Regions from separate parts of the Mus musculus genome. Here region 1 is linked to region 2. A link is a loop called in an ENCODE intact Hi-C map of the cell type or tissue named here. Cell type or tissue: heart. All regions are shown on one strand.

Evidence for each region. Peaks named below come from ENCODE experiments on the same cell type or tissue, not always from the same donor. Only the 100,000 strongest peaks of a DNase experiment are listed, where the experiment ranks them.
Region 1: a loop joins it to region 2, with 4 times the contacts of the local background. A loop is called at or near these places in 2 of 42 quality-filtered maps.

What each region holds. Positions count from the first base shown.
Region 1 is chr7:67,368,897-67,376,896 of GRCm38, reverse strand. Mef2a (myocyte enhancer factor 2A) reads left to right here and starts at 4,039. Exons shown (of 11, transcript NM_001291195.1): 1 at 4,039-4,184. In heart, a CTCF peak has its summit at 3,538; DNase peaks (open chromatin) are centred at 2,736, 3,666, 3,996 and 4,646; H3K4me3 peaks cover 3,095 bases; H3K27ac peaks cover 4,123 bases.
Region 2 is chr7:67,558,971-67,566,970 of GRCm38, reverse strand. It overlaps Lrrc28 (leucine rich repeat containing 28), which reads left to right. Exons shown (of 10, transcript NM_175124.5): 6 at 6,907-7,113. Among named protein-coding and RNA genes, the nearest start is that of Gm23233, 7.7 kb to the left of the region's middle. In heart, no CTCF peak of the experiment used is centred here; DNase peaks (open chromatin) are centred at 250 and 4,590; H3K27ac peaks cover 1,738 bases.

The sequences.
Region 1 (8,000 bases), 190 kb after region 2:
GAAAAGATAATAAACTCAAGGTTTGGAATTACAATAATTGACATGTGAATCTATGGATGGTTTTTGGAGAGCGCTGCAAAATCTGAATAAACTCTATACAGAAGAAAAAAACTACAATATAACAAAATGACAACGTATAATAGGAATTGAAAGACTTATTTGAAGTATGATCATGTAAAACACCCAGCTGTCAAAGATTTGAGTTTTTGTGTTTTTCAAGTTTATTGAATCTTTATGTAGACTTTCCTATGGAAGAATGGAAACAGAGCCAAGGAAAGCTCTTTTATCCCCTTCTGGGAGAGCCTGCATTCATCCTTTTCATCATCAGTCATACGAGAATAAAAGCCCATGTGATATTAAATAAGAAAAGTGAAAACAGCACCTTTACTGCTTGAAAAGAACGCACCAGGCGATGTTCAACGCGTTACACGTGTGGCCGTGTCAGGTTCTGAAGTTTCGGAACAAGTCCATGCACTCATGAAACCCTACTGGGTCGTGTTGGAAACGGAAACATTTTTCCTAAGGTTTTTCCTCTACTCAGAACATTGGTCACTCCAAAATACTTGTCAACATTTACCAGCAATTCTAATATTGCTCACATTGAAGTGAGACTTATAGCTACTTTCTATTGTTAAAAAAAAAACAAAACAAAACAAAAACTCCACACAACCAGCATTCCAGTTCTCTTAACTTCAAAGATTATAACTAGGAGATTGTAATCTATATAAAATACTAAAGCAATACCTTGTTATTCCAAAATTATTTTATCTTATAATGATCTTAGACCAACAAAACCTTTCAAAATTGTCATGGTGATTCACTACATTATTCCTTGAATGTTGACATTTTATTTAAAATAAAGATATGATTATCGATCATATAAGTATGAACTACAGACCTTAGTTAAACTTCACCAGTTTCCCATCTATGTCTCCCTTTAATACCAGAACCCAGTCTAAGGTCCCTTTTTGCATTTCACTGCCATTTCTCCTTGGTCTCCTGTGATCTGTTGGGATGGGTTCTCTCTCTTGCTCCCCAACATGTCAAACAGATGAAGCTTTTCACCGGCTTAGTACCTGTTGGTAGCTCCCCACTGGTGTCGATGAAGGAGGCAAAAAGACAGTATGTTCAGATACTGTACTACCTCACTTTGAACACTTCTAGCCTCATGTATCACTACTTGTTGGCTCTCCATCTGGAGGCTGCACCACGTCAGCCATGGATGGATCCTCTCTTGTGCCACGTACAAGAGGCCCCTAAGTACTCATGCACTAACTTAGAGAAGGGCCATAGTACAAAATGGTGCCTCGTCAGAGTTGGACCAGGTAGGGAAAGGCTTACCCTCCAGATGGGGGAACAGGCTGATGTGCACAAAGCAGCCATTGGGGGTTCTGAGTGGGGACAGTTAGGTAACAGGCAAGAAGAGGCTGCCCTGGTGATCAGGGATCCTGTTTCTTTTCCATCCATACTAAGAGCTAAGCAGAGGGTCCCTGTGCATCCCATCAAGTGTTTTAGATTTACTGTGGGCATGGCCTCCTCTAAGAAGTCTTCCCTAATGACCTTTCCTTTAGTTACTCCTGTGCTGTGTCCTAGGAAGAAGTCCTTTTCAAGGTCACCAAGAGAGAAGCTGTATCGTGTTTTAAGCTGGATCCTTGCTGTGACCTGGCAGCCTCTTTGTAGAAAGAAGGGCTGTTCTTCACTCAGGCCCAGTGCCAGAGCAATGCTGAGTCCCTGCAGCCCGCTCACTGGGGCTTTAAGGAGGCCAGACAGAATAGGAGGACAACGTGCTGCTCCTCAGTCGTTCCTTTGGAGTCAGCAGCACACAGCCATGCTGGGCATATGGTCCACGCCAAGCTGAGCACTGGGAAGTTGCTGGGCACTGGACTTCAGGTGCAGATGCTTCAACGCCTTCCCCCAAACACTTATTTTAACTATAAGTAACAGTTGAGTGTGCTTTGGTAATATATCTTCCAACAGCTGTCTTCTCTTCCTTCCCCTCCTTCTTCCCTCTCTCTTTTTATCCTCTGATCACTCCTAATTCTTAGGCAATGATATTGTGATGCAGATGCTGAGAAAAAGGGTTCTCTCTAAAACTGTGCAAACAGCCTTTTCCCTTGGCTGCACTTATGGCCAAGTCCTCTGCCTGGCTTCTAGGGTGACCAAAAGCATTAGGCGATGGGATGGGTGGACAGGCTGGAGTTGAGTCTCCTGTGTTCCAGGAGGACTGCAAACAGAAGGCAGGGATGGGGGAGCTATGAGAGAGTCAAATGTCTTCTGAAACAATTTGTCCTCTTTGTCCTTCCCTCTCTCTCAGGGTGAAAAGCTGGTGAGAAGGGCCTAGTCTTCACTCTCCTTTACCTTTAGTTTTAGTGGAAATCACCAGAACAGCCATTCTCTTGGAGTAGAACAGTTGAATACAGCTGCTGCGGCTTCTGGTGGGATAACACTCGTGCCTTTCCTCATACCTTGCTGCTTTACACCAGAATTAGTGTGTTTTAAAATCCTCCCTGCAGCCTGGGCACAGGCCTTTTCCTCTCAAAGGGCCTGACAGGCTAGAGGGGAAGATAACAGCTCCCTGCCACCCCCCTCCACCAAACTCCCCTGAACACTGAAGCGAGGCCCTGAGTAGAAGCCCTGGGCTTATTTTCCAGTGTCTGGTAATCTCGTATCTCTGTACTGCCTTTGTGTCAGCCTCTCTCCAGCACATTGCCTTGTTGTCCTTGAGGGAGGAAGCCAGAGAGCCTCCAGCTTCCTTTGTAACTTCCCAGTTCCTCCGCACATCTGCTCACCCACCCCCAAAGACTTGTTTTAAAGCCCTAACCACAGAATTGAGCCTCTCATTTTCGAATGAGGGTTTGTGCCCATTGCATGGGCAGCTCTGGGTTCGGATACCAGCCATCACATTCTTATTACCTCTACAGCGGTAGCAACTTTTGGGGGTGAGGACCAGCAGAGAGTCACCCCCATAAGCCTTCTCTGGACAAAATCAGTAAGTTAACAAAATACAAGTGCTGTCTCAAAGACATCTTTTCCCCTCAGAAAAATCAGTTCGTCGAGTAGTTAGGAATTCAGATCCTTATGGCCCTTCTCTGACGCTGTGTGACCCTGCGTGGTCAGAGTGGTTCTCAGTTTTCCTTTCTTATCTGCCGAATGGGAACAGAAAATGAGGTGAACTTCACTGCGATGTGAGTACTAAGTGAGATACAGTTTACCACTAATCCATACTAGCTAGTATTAGTAGCCCAAATAGGCAGGTTGCCTCATTCTCAAGGTGTTTCTGCTTTCCAAGCCCCTGCTGGGATTGGGTGGCCAGGGACAGCATCCAACTGCTGGCCCGGCGGGGGTGACCCAGCAGCTGTCCAGGCCTGGACACAGGTGTGGCCCCGACCACAGTGAGGGCGTGGCGAGCCGAGGTTTGGGCAGGCCCGGCGCACACGAGGGCGGGGAGCTGGCCTCGGTCCCGAGCACCGCACAGGGCGTCTGGGCCGTCCCGCCGGGTCGGGCCTCTCGGCTGTGGTCACGGACCAAGCGCGGGGACTAGTCACGCGCCGCGTCACCGGAGCCGTGGGCCCGGGCTGGACCAGGAGGCGGCGGGGGCGCGACGCCACCGGCCCGCCACGCCCAGGCCCTCATCAAGTGACCAGTATCCCTTCCAGGAGAACACGGTCCTTCAAAGAGGGAAGCGCGCTCCAGGCTGCAGCCCCGGCGCCAAGCAGCCGTCATCTCCTTCCTGTGCCGGGTGATCTGTCGCCTCACCCACCCGGAAAAACATAGTCCGCCCCTCTTGTCCTTGTGCCACAGCGCTAGCTGTTGAGAAGGCGCGGCTCTCTCTGACTAGTCCCTCGTCTTGTCCATGACAAACCCTTCAGGACCCACCGAGAGCAGAAATATACCCTAAAAGGAGAGCCCGGGAGAGAAGAAAGAGAGGAAGCCGAGAGGAAGGGAGAGGCGAGGCCCGCGGAGGGACACCAAGACGTCCTCGCAGTGCGCACGCGCGCCGCGAAGAACGAGTTCCGGCCTGGCCGAGGCCTGACTCCTAAAAATAGCCCCGGTGTGGGGATCCGTGCGCGGATGTCCCGGCGAGTCCCGGGCTGAAGGAGGCGGCTCCGGGCGGCGCGGAGTGCTGTGGCGGGCCGGGCCGGGGCTGCGGCGTGTGCGCGCCCGCCGGCAGTAGCGGAGACTCGGTGAGGGGCCGCGGGCGGCGGGGATGTGGCGGCGGCTGGGAAGGGGGTCGGGCCGCGCTGGGAGTGGGGGGCACTACCACGGAGGGGCTGCGAGGCCGAGGAGGGGTGCCCGCGCGGCTCCGGGCGCCGGGGCGAGGCTGGGCGTGGGGCGGCCGGGCCCTCGGGAGAGCGGAGGGGCGCGGCCCCGTGCGGTGGGGGCGGGGTGCCCTGGGGCGAGCCCGGGGGGCTGCGGGCGCGGCGGCGGGGGCCCGCGGGGGGGACTGTCGCGAGCCGCCTCCCTGTGCGCGCCACCTCTGGGGCCCCCAGCCGCGCCGCCCCGCTCCTCCCTGAAAGTTGACGGAGTTCCCAGGGGGCCGCGGAGCCACTCGGTCCATTCCTCCAGCGTCGCGGATCTCGGGGTCTCCCCGCTCCGTAAACCGCCAGTGCGGGGGGCGTCCGGCCCTGTGGTCGCACTTAAAGTTCCCCCACTTCTGCTTCGGGGGGAAGGTTGGTTCACTGGGGCGGGAGGTAGGGGGTCGAACTCTCCCGTGGGGATATCGGCGTTAGGTTGTGTGTCTGGACCTGGCCCGGGCGGTGGCCGGGTTCGAGCACCTGCGGGTGCGGGGAAAAGGTCTTGGGAGTCGGGGCTGCAGAAGGGACCCGCTCCTTGCAATCGGGTAGATCCCGCCTTAGGTCTCAGGGTGAGATGGAAACTTTGCCTTTGGGTTCGATGTCATCTGTTTTTGGGCGGTTGAGGATTAAAGATCAGTGATATTGCAGACAAGTTTGGGAAAGGTGAGCGTTTTCTGAATTAGCATTTCCCCCCTCCCCCTGGAAAAGTGTAACTATCAAATTCTTGCTCACTCGGACCTTAAATAGGTCCCTGAGCTCTGAAGCCCCTGTCATCATGATCCAGAAGGCAACGGAGTGTAGACTGACTACACCGTCGCGCTAACCTGTATGTTTACTGTGAAATTGGGATTCCAGAAATTGAAATTAGAAAGACCTGCTGCGATGTGTTGACAACTATTTTAAAACTAATATTGTATAACAGTTTTCAAGTTTGTAGCGCAGCGCATCGTGTTTCTCTTATGTCTTTCTTGAAACATCCATTACTGTATGACAGTGAGGTTCTGTAAAGCAGTAATTAGGTGTATATTACACAAGAGTACTTTCCCTTTAAGAATCCAGCTGCGTTGTTTTGGCAACTGCTAAGTAGTCTAGTTGTCAGTTTTAAAATCTATGTTACCTTGGCAGTACTTGGACAGTCTGAGGAAAAGGTAAACAAAGTAGTGTGTGTGTGTGTGTGTGTTTTAAAACACACTAAAATGACATTTCTTTTCCTGTGAATTTAGGAAATGAGGATGAAGTAACAATGCTTTTATGACATTTGTATATACACTTTAGTTTTGTTTTTGTGTATTTTTGGAGATCTCTATTTTGTCTTGTAAACGGCAACTTTTAGGGAGACATGTTCCCTTAAAGATGATTTAAATTATAGTAAATGTAATATTATACAAATGGAATGTTTACTGAGACATATCTGTATGTTGTATAAGACAATACAATTAGTATTTGTTGTCCATTAATTGAGTTGGAATTACTTTTACTTTAATTCTTGTTACAAAAGTTGAGAGGATAATGTTAAAATCGTGAAAACACTTTGAAAAGCTTAAACAGGCTATTTGCTTGCTTACAGACTATATATTAATAATTCTTGTTGTAAGAAGGTTTCCTGAGATATTCATGTATTAAAACAGTGTTTGTGAAGAATGGTGATCTCTAAATTCAACTGTACTTACCCATTTCCTTCAGTTCATACTGTTGCTACACATAAGATCATAGTCTTTCATGAAGGTAAAATTGCACTTAACTCATCCTATAAGATTTTAAATTGAAGAGCTAGTGATCAGAGAAAGGGATAGCTTTCTGAGGCTTAAAAATGATTGTAATGTCAGCATGTTGAATTATGCCTTGAGAATAATTTAATTCTCTATATAGTTTTTATGTTTTCACAACAGGTAAATAACAAAGGGCTTTTTGTTTTAGTTTTTATTTTGGTTTTGGTAAATGTAATTGGAAATAAAGTTTTTTAAATGTTGGGTTGTTTCAAATGCTGATTGTTTTTTTTTTTTTTTTCCAGCTTTATAGTGAAGGTGAAGTTTGCTAGTGTAGTTAAGTCTTAGTAGACTGTCTTCTGATTTGGGAGGGTCTACATACAGTCAGATTTGTTTTGGGGAAGTAGCATGCTTGACAGTCTGTTTGGGAAACCCTCAGTTTTCCTCTTGCATCTTTTAGTCTGGTAAGAAGAGGATTTCATTGTAACACTTAGTGATGAAATCATGGATTTTCTGAGGCATTTAAATTTCAAACATTGTGTCTTATAACATACTCCCCCTAGAAAGATAAGCTCAAGGTTCATAGGAATGTTACAAAGTCTAGTGCCAAGCTTTTTAACACTGAAGGGGCAGTGAGAATACTGCTTTGTGTATTGAAGATGATCACTAGTGCCTTTCCCCAGGATTAAAAAGGTTTGTAAATGTGGTCTTTATAAATCGAGATGTGATTTTTTTTTCCAGTTAAAGTAGTTAAAGAAGAGTAAATAGGGAAATTGAATGACTTTATAAGATAGATAATATGAAAGGATTCTGATTTGCAAACCTTGAAGAAAGATTGTTTGATTTTTTTTTTTTTTTTTTTTTTTTGGTCAGGTCTTGATTTTAGATGCTAACCTTACTACTGACAAAATTAATGAAATAACATTGATAAAATGGAAAAGAGTTGTGCCACCTGTCCCATGGCAGTAGAATTTAAATGAGATGAGTTCATAGCTCACTGCTGAGCCTTGATGTACAAGAGAGCATGTTACCCCGACTGCTCCTTCCTTCCTGCTTCCATGGGTCTTTCCCATAACCGTCTTGTATGTAAGCTAGCGTGAGAATGCGCTGTGTCACAAAGGACTTGGTCTGGAGAATGCTCATGTGTGGATTTGGATAAACTATGCCAGTGCCAATGTCAGCTCACACTCAGATCATCTGTACAGTGTTCACTGGACTAGTTTACTTTAGGTTTTTGATCTGCAATTGTGACTTGCTTCTAGTCTCAGTCTCCCTTAATTTTGTTTTAAATTAGATTAAATATAAGTAATTTTCTAATTCTTCAGTGAATTAAGTCTTGTATTAGTTGTGAGAGCTCTTTTCAACATGTGGTCTTTAGCATTTGAAACCAGAAAAAAAGTATTTGTTCAACCTACCTGAAATAAATATACTTAAAATAGCTTTTCATTAGTAAGTAACCTATAAATTTTTCAGTCTTCATTTTCCTGGTCTGTGAAGCTAAATGACTTCATCTATATTTATCTGTGTACCAGTGATAAGTGCACCCTCTTCCAGTTTACTATAATTAAATAGTGTAAGCTCATTTGTTAATTAGAAAGTATTACATTACAGCATAAGATCTGTACTGGCATTATTTAATAGATACTTTTATATTAATTTTTATAGATTTTAGCAATATTTGTATTAACTGAACCTAATTGATAAATATTGCATTTAATTTAATGTAGGGTGTCTTAATGGTAACTGAAGATAAAATCACAAGTATCTAAATTTAAAACATTAGGATGGAATACCATTGTTTATATAATGTTGTATAGTAGTAGATAATTTACGAACACTAACACTTGGTGTTATTCTTGGTTTATTCTTATTTTACATATTTGCATACATGTTTGTATATGCACCACAAGCGTGCTGCTGATGACTGTGGCAGAGAGCACTTTTCTAACATTGGTGAAAATCAGACATTAATCACTTTTCTAGCAAATACCAGTCAAGG
Region 2 (8,000 bases):
TTAAAGGGGACTTGCTGTTTTTCTTTGAAATTGGCACCAGATGTTATTTCTATGCTTGGTCTCAATAATGACTGTGGCAGCAGCAAAGTTGTCTTCAAGATCCTCGTGGCTGAAAAGTTTTAAGGAATTGCATATTTAGCATAAAGGAAAACAGTGGCCAACAGTTGCGACGTTAGGATTGCTAGGAGGCATTAAGGAAATGGGTTTACAGAGTGGTGGCTACCTTCAGGGAAGGGGTGGAGCAGGGCCAAAGAGGTGTGGTTAGGAGACCCCGCTGAAAAGGGGAGGAGTCTGAAGCATCCCCAGGGGAGCGAGCCTGTTGTAACTGTGAGTACAGTCCTGTGTTGATTTCTAGGTGGCACCACTATAAATAACTTTAAGTTTTTGAAAATATTAAAGTTATTAGTTTAAATCACTTTCATTATAAACCCTTTCAATATCAAGAATGATAAAGCGGGAGCTGCGGGACTGGCTTACCCAGTAAAGGACCTACCACGTAAGCATGAAGCCCTGAGTTCAAATCCCAGCTGTCTCATAAAAAGACAAGGGTGGCAGCATCCATCTGTAGCCCTACTGCTGGGGTCTTGGAGACAGGAGCTCCACCTCTTGAGACTCCCTGGCCAGCCAGTCTGTCTGAGCCTGTGAGCTCCAGGTTCAGTAAGAGCCCTTGCCTCAAAAACTCAAACCAACTGAGGAAGGCACTTGTGAATGTATATACACATACAACACATGATAAGGACAGAGCAAAAAGACTTTAAAAAATAACTTTCTTTTAGAAAATTACCAGTCTTTTTCATTGAAATAAAAGCAGCTAAACTAAATTATTTGAATTTATACTCAGAATAACTATTGTACTGATTTAAAATGTTCAGAAAATCAGTATATGAATTTTAAAATTTTGCTTTAATAAGCATTTGTATTATTTGCATAACAGTTATAATAAAGTTAACTTTATAAAGAAAATTAAGATAATTCTTGGGATTTGTTTGTTTTTTAACATACGGAAAACTCTGTCTTCTAGGATCCAGTCAGGTGTATGAGATTTTTAGTGCCTCTCCTTCCCAGAATCTTTTTATATTCTTTGTATGCAAGCCAGCCTGAGTCCACCCCTCAGGCTCTGTCAATCAGTCCGTGGTCTGTTTTCTAGCTCAGGAGTTTAGACTTTCCCAGGTAATGACAACTGAGAGCACACGCAGTGTGTGTCCTGCCTAAGCTTTGTCGTGTTTTAAGAGCTGACTCTTGTTTCCATTGAGTTTCCGGTTTTGAGCTTTCTCCTTCATTGTTGCAGCTTTAGTTTGCCCTCCGCACTTATCCCATGGTTAGTGTTCATTCCTTTTCCTCCATTGTCTCGTGATGGGAGCTTCGGGAGCACGTCTGGAGCTTTCCTAGTGAGAGCTGCCAAGCTCTAGCCACCCTCTGCCATGCCCCTGTTACCCTCCTGTCACTCTGGGCATTTTGTCTGGATTGTTTTCATTTGCTCAAAAATATTTTCTAATTTTCTTTCCAATTTCTTTTACTTGTTGGTTATTTAGAAATATGTTGCTTAATTCTCAAGTATTTGGGGGATTTCCCAGATTTCTTTCTACTTTAATGCCCATTTGGTCAGAGTCCCTCCTCTGTATGATTTCAGTCCTGTTAAATATGAGACATACTTAATGGTGTAGTGCCTTGTTAGCCCTGGATAGTGCATCATGTGCTCAAACAGAGTGTGTTTTCTGGTGTGGTTGCTAGGGTGTCAAAAGAGCAGTTTGCTTGATGGCAAAGCTTGAGTCGACTGTATCCCTGCCATTCTCATGAGCTGTGGCTCTGTGGGTTGGTGACAGTGGTGTGTCACATGCTCCCTTGTCATCGTTGAAATGATACTTTTTCTTCTCACTTGTGACGTTTTTGTCCCTTCATTTTGAGTTTTCATTATGTATCTGTATACTTGTAATTATTGTTTGATTTCTCCTGAATTAATGATCATTTAACGATTATGAAATATTCCTCTATCTCTTAAAGGAACTCATATCCTATAATAGATAGATAATTAGAAAATTAACCTCATTTCTCTGTGGTTGTTGTTTGCTACTGTGCTTTTTCCTCCTTTGACTTAAAGCATAGCTGTGCCTTCGAATCTAAAGTGTGCTTCTTATAGATATCGTGTCTTTTTTATTTTTAAATTTCAAAGCAAAAAGCCATATAAAAGAGTATAAAACTTTGGAGAGATATCCAAAGGGGGATGGGCAGGAGCTACGTGACTATGCGAAGAGAAGCTTTTATAGAGAAGTCAGTACCGGGAGGGGTCGCAGCAGCTTATGGACACAGCACAGAACACAGCACGGGCCGAGCAGGCAGATTGAGATTCAAAGGACAGACGGCTGTGCACAGCCCACTGACCGCTGCCCACTTGCCATGACGTAAAAGCACACCACACTATACTATAGGCAATTCTACACGAGCAGGGTTGGGGGTGCGGGGGTGGCCTTCTACACTACTGTAAGGGCTAGGGCAGAGGAAGTTCTATTCACAAGGAGGAACTAGGGGGGCTTTAACCGGTCTCTGGCCATAAGGGGCGGCCTGGGGCCCTGGGCAGTGGCCTTCTGAGAAGAAATGGCACCTGGTAAGGTGGAGGCCAAGGGCTTGACAACAGGGTCCCAGTGGAAAAGCCCCATCAAAGTGGCTGAGACTTTATGGCCACTTGGTCCCTTTTTCTAGCTACTGGACTAGACCCAGGGTCTAAGAATGACCTTGCTGGGTCTCCCTTCCTGCTAGGACCAATGACCCTTCCACCAAGGGCACCTCTGGAGTACCCAGCACTCACAGAGGCCCCTCTTTCCTCTCTGGTCTTAAACTTGTTTAGAAGCCTTTTTGTTGGACTGAAATGCCCTCTTAAATCCAAGCTGCCCAGGCTGAACGGATGGAGGGGTCTGGCCTGGTATTTGTCGATGGCTAGAATTTGAGAGGCAGTCTAACATCCTTATACATTTGATTGGCTTTTTTAATTTCCTTTTTCATTTTTTTGTTTTTCAAAACAGAGTTTCTCTGTATAGCGTTGGCTGTCCTAGAATTTGCTCTGTAGACCAGGCTAGCCTCAAACTCAGAGGTCTACCTTCCTCTCCCTCCAAAGTACTGAGATTAAAGGCAAATGCCACTACACCTGGCTCAGTTTACACTTAGTACAGTTATTTATATAGTTGTATTTACATCCGTCATTTCGCCATTTATAGTCCATGTAACTCATAAATATTCTTGTTCCTTTGTTGTTGTTGTTTTAGCTTAATTTTTTAGTTTGTGATGGAGCAGGGGAGAGACAGACAGATAGAGACAGACAGCAGTCTTGAGTGTGTGCGTGGTGTGCTTGTGGAGTGAGCTGAGAGTGGACTCACGCTACTAGGCTTGCTCAGCCAGTGCTAATACCCCTAAGGCCTCTCTCCAGCCCTCACCTTAAGTATTTTTAGTGCAAAACTTCAGTTTTGTTGGCTTTTAGGCTTTATGATTTTAGGTGTCTTGCTGCCGTGAACATGAGAAGTCTGTTTCTAACAGTGTTGTACAGGATGTGAATATAGGTGTTTCTTTGTGTTTATAGTCTTTATTGAGCTTTTTGGATCTTTAGATTAAAATTTAGCCACTATTTTCAGTTGTTTCTACCCTCTTTTCCTGATTTTCTTCTTATTGGGATATCAAGTAATTTTGCAATTGCTTTCTGTCCTACAGGTGTCTGTAGTTCTGTTGATTTGTGTCTTTCTGTTGCCTTCTGGTCCTGCCATTAGTGTTTTCAAGCCTTCTGTGGAGCAGTTGTGCCTTTAACTTCCTTGGATCAGGGCATTTACTTTGGACCATTTTAGTCCTTTGGAATGTGAGACCTGCTTAGTGTTACAGCTGTGGTGAAACCTGGAACAATGCAATGTGTCTTTTGCTCTAGTTTTTGAGGTGTCACATGAGGTCAGCTTGATTAGTTTTTTTAATAATTCCTATTATGCTCTTTTCTAGGAAAACAAAAATTTGGGTTTGGATCCTCATGTTTTGAACAATGGTCCAGAGCAGTGGTTCTCAGCCTGTGGTCATGAGCCTTTTGGGGTTCACAGATCAGATGCCCTACATGTTGGCTATTTACAATACCATTCATAACAAGCAAAATTACAGTTATGAAGTAGCGATAAAATGGTCTGGTTGGGGTCACTTCCTCATGAGGAACTGTGTTATTAGTGTGGCAGCATTAGGAAGGTCGAGAAGCACTGCTCTGGAGGGTGCTAGAAGCCTATGCCTGACTCTGACTTTCTCTGGTTTTGTTGTTTAACATATCCAGTCAAGTTTGCCTGCTTATCTTTAAATGTCCCTGGATTCTTCCTTAAGTTCTTCATACTTTCTCTTTTATAGTGGCACACATCCCCTAAGCCCGGGTTCCCTTCCACAGCGGTGCTCTCTGCAGATTTACTTGGCGTCCTGTCCACACTCCAAGCTCAGGCTCCTGGTCTTTACTGTCGCCCGTGCCTTCAGCAGGCCCTCGGCCCGGCCTTCCTGTTCCTCCCGTTGTAGATGGGTGCCTGGCCTTCGTTCCTGGGCATGGGCACACTGGGTTTAGTGTTTTCCCGTCTGTGCCCTGCCTCATGCTTCCAATTCCGCCCCACCCCCTGCTGGGAATGCAATATCCTCCTTCCTTTGCCCTTTCCAGGCTCCGTTCCCAGGAACTTTTCCAAAAGCCTGAGCTCTTCCTGTGACTTTCCGTCCTCTGAGCTCCTGTCCCACCTTGTTTCCTGGATGTGTTGTGGTTCCAAGGGCACTGCCTGCTGGGACATTCTCTTGTTACCTGGCCCATGTGGATGTCCAGTCACTCCTACAGTCACTGCTAAAGTTAGGGCAAAAGTTTCTGTCCTTTTTTTTTTTCTTTGTCTTTTTCTATTCACTTTTGAAACATGGGTCCACTCCCTCCCTTAGCATCACACCCCACATATGTGTAATTTGATTTTGTGAATAGATATGAAAATGGACTTAATCAGCTATACCACTGCTAAGAGCAAACACAAGAGTGAATTTACCTCCTTCTAGTACAGATCAGTTAAGCTCAGATGGAACAAAACTGCCATTGAGAATCATATGCTACATACAGAATCATGCCTACCTGTTTTCAAATGAATATTTTACTCAGTTTTTTGAGAAATTAGTAAATAATGAGTATCCTAGGATAAGTTTGTCAATATTAGAAAAATTACTTGAAGTCAATATATTTTGACCCCACATTCCTTTCATAAAAACAAAACAAAACAAAAAAAAACAAAACAAAACAAAACAAAAAACTAGCTGTTAAGAATGTTCCCAGGGCCAAAGAGATGTGTCAGAGGGGAAACGCATTTGTTGCTAGGCCTAATGATGGGAGCTGGATAGCCTGGAACCTACATGGTGGCAGAGAGAATTAGCTCTCAGAAGTTGCCCTTTGACCTCTGTGTACAAGTACATGTATACATAGCAATAATAATAATAATAATAATAATAATAATAATAAATGTAATACAATTTTAAGGTTGTTTTTAGTAATAACTCCGTAGCAAAGACAGAAAACTCTTTCTGTAAATGTCCTGACTATAAACATATTTAAGCTTTGTAGGACACATATGATCTCTACTCTATGATCTTTCTTTGGATGTTGTGGTTTTACTATTTTTTTTAAAAACAATTTATCTTTATTTTTATATTAATTAGCATTTTGCCTGAATTATGTCTGTCTGAGTGTATCAGATCTTGGAGTTACAGTCGTGAGCTGCCATGTGGGCACTGGGAATTGAACCCTGATCCTCTGGAAGAGCAGTCAGTACTCTTAACCATGGAGCCATCTCTCCAGCCTCTGTAGTTTACTATTCTTAAAATGGAAGTGCCAGTTTCAGCTTGCCAGCAGGTTTGGTCCGCTGGGTTGTAGTGGGGCTAACTCCTGGTCAGTAGTAAACAGTCAGAAAAGCTCATGTGACAGCAAAGGACTTTACTATCTGACAGACGTGATGTTCCTCAACTACTTGTGTGTCCAGGGTGGTAGTGCAAGTTCTAACCTAAGAGGAATGGCTGGAGAACAGGGTTAGGGAAGGCAGGTGTGAGGGAGCCGCATCATAAGTCTTTACACCAAGTGTCTGTGGGGGAAGGAGCAGGCCTGGCCTGCCCCGTGCTGCAGTGGAGCCATGGAGTAGGGGAGTTCTTCTGTGTTTACCTGGGTGCCTCCACTCGTAGATCTCCTATTATCTGCTTAGGAGGGCAGCTGTACAGTTATGGAAGCAGCTACCTTGAAGTAACCATTCCTTTCTCACCTGACCAAGGACTTGGCTTCATCAGTATCAGGCTTCTGCCTTGGGTTTATGACTGTGCCTTACTCTTTAAGCCAACACTTTTCAGTATTTAGGAAACTCTGACAATTGCTGGGGCTTGGTAAGTTAGTGCTTGCTATGGAAGCATTAGAATCTGAATTCAGATCCCCCAGACCACAGAAAAGCCAGGTACTTGGTGCATATCTGTAACCCTAATTGGTGTAAAGGGGTAAAGGTGGAACCTGGGGCTCCCTGGCCAGCCAGAGTAGCTGACGCAGTTAGCAGTAGGTTCATGAGAGGCCCTGCCTCAAAAACGACGGTGGAGAGCTGTGGAGAAAGACGGATGATGTTTTGCTTCTGATCTCCATACATGCACTCATGGTTGAACACATTTAAGAACACAGATGTGTACACATGCAGCCCCTTTCTCCAAGTCTGGCAGGCTGAGAGAAACGTGCTTAGCAAGGCTGAATGGTTTGCAGTCTAGCCCCAAGTTCTAGGCTTCAGCATCATCTCTGTGGAGATATATATATAACTAATTGTATTTACTTGAATTGTAGCAGTATTGATTCTCTTTACTTTATTCTTTGGAGTTCAATCAGAATGCGATTTATATTACCTTTGGTTTTGGTTGTAGAGGTTGGCGATTTGAAGGAGCTGCAGACACTAGACATTTCTAGCAATCGCTTGCTAGCTTTACCCGAGAGGCTTCACCTGTGCCTTTCTCTGCAGTACCTCACTGTGGACCGCAATCGGCTATGCTGTGTGCCGCGCCATCTCTGCCAGCTGCCCAGCCTCAATGAGCTCTCCATGGCTGGAAACCATCTTGCATCTTTGCCCATTGGTAAGTGTTGTGGTTATATGATGACTAGACGAGCCAACACATACAAGACAACATTGTTTCCTTAACTAGAACAGATTAGCTTAGCGTCTCTCTGTTGATCCTGATGATTCCTCCGTAAAGCCATTTTTGACATGAGCAACAGCCATTATCGCCAGATGACAAGGGAGGTTATTTTAGTCAGGGATGATGTCATTGCTTGTGTTGCCAGGCAGGGTCTCCCTGTATGGCCACGCTGTTTTCTTGAACCTTCATCCTCCTGCCTTGGCCTCCCATGTGCCACCATGCCTAGCTCAGGGATCCCATACTTACAAAATCAGTCGGTGCCTTCACAGAATGTGCCGGCTATGAGAAATTACTCTATGAAGGGAATTAAAATGTGTGTGACTGTAAGTCTGACAGAGAGCCTTGAGCATTACGAAAGGATGATTCCCAGTACAAGCACATCTGCTAAGTCCTGTTTCCTCTGCTCCCTTAGTCCTGTAGATTTAACCCAGGGTCAGACATGCTAGGCAAGCTCTGTACCCCAAACCCCAAATCTGTCTCTAGATTAGAAGCCACTGTCTATATTGGCTTCTGCCGTGGAAAGTTAGTTTTGAGTATTGTTATAAGTACTAAAGTCAGAAAATCTGAATGTAAAACTGCGAAGACTTTAAAATTGACTAAATTGCCCGATGAACCAGAAATGCCACCTTGGCGAATAAAACCTTATCCCCTGTAGCTTTCTTAGTTGATTCATTTTGATGTGTTATATGTCGGACACATAGGTCTTTAATAATAAGGTACATTTATTTCACATAGAACTAAATTATTTTTTCAACGTCTAAGAAATGCAAGTGACAGTTTTAAAAAAATGAAGACACATAGGACCCTAAACTGTTACAGCTTCA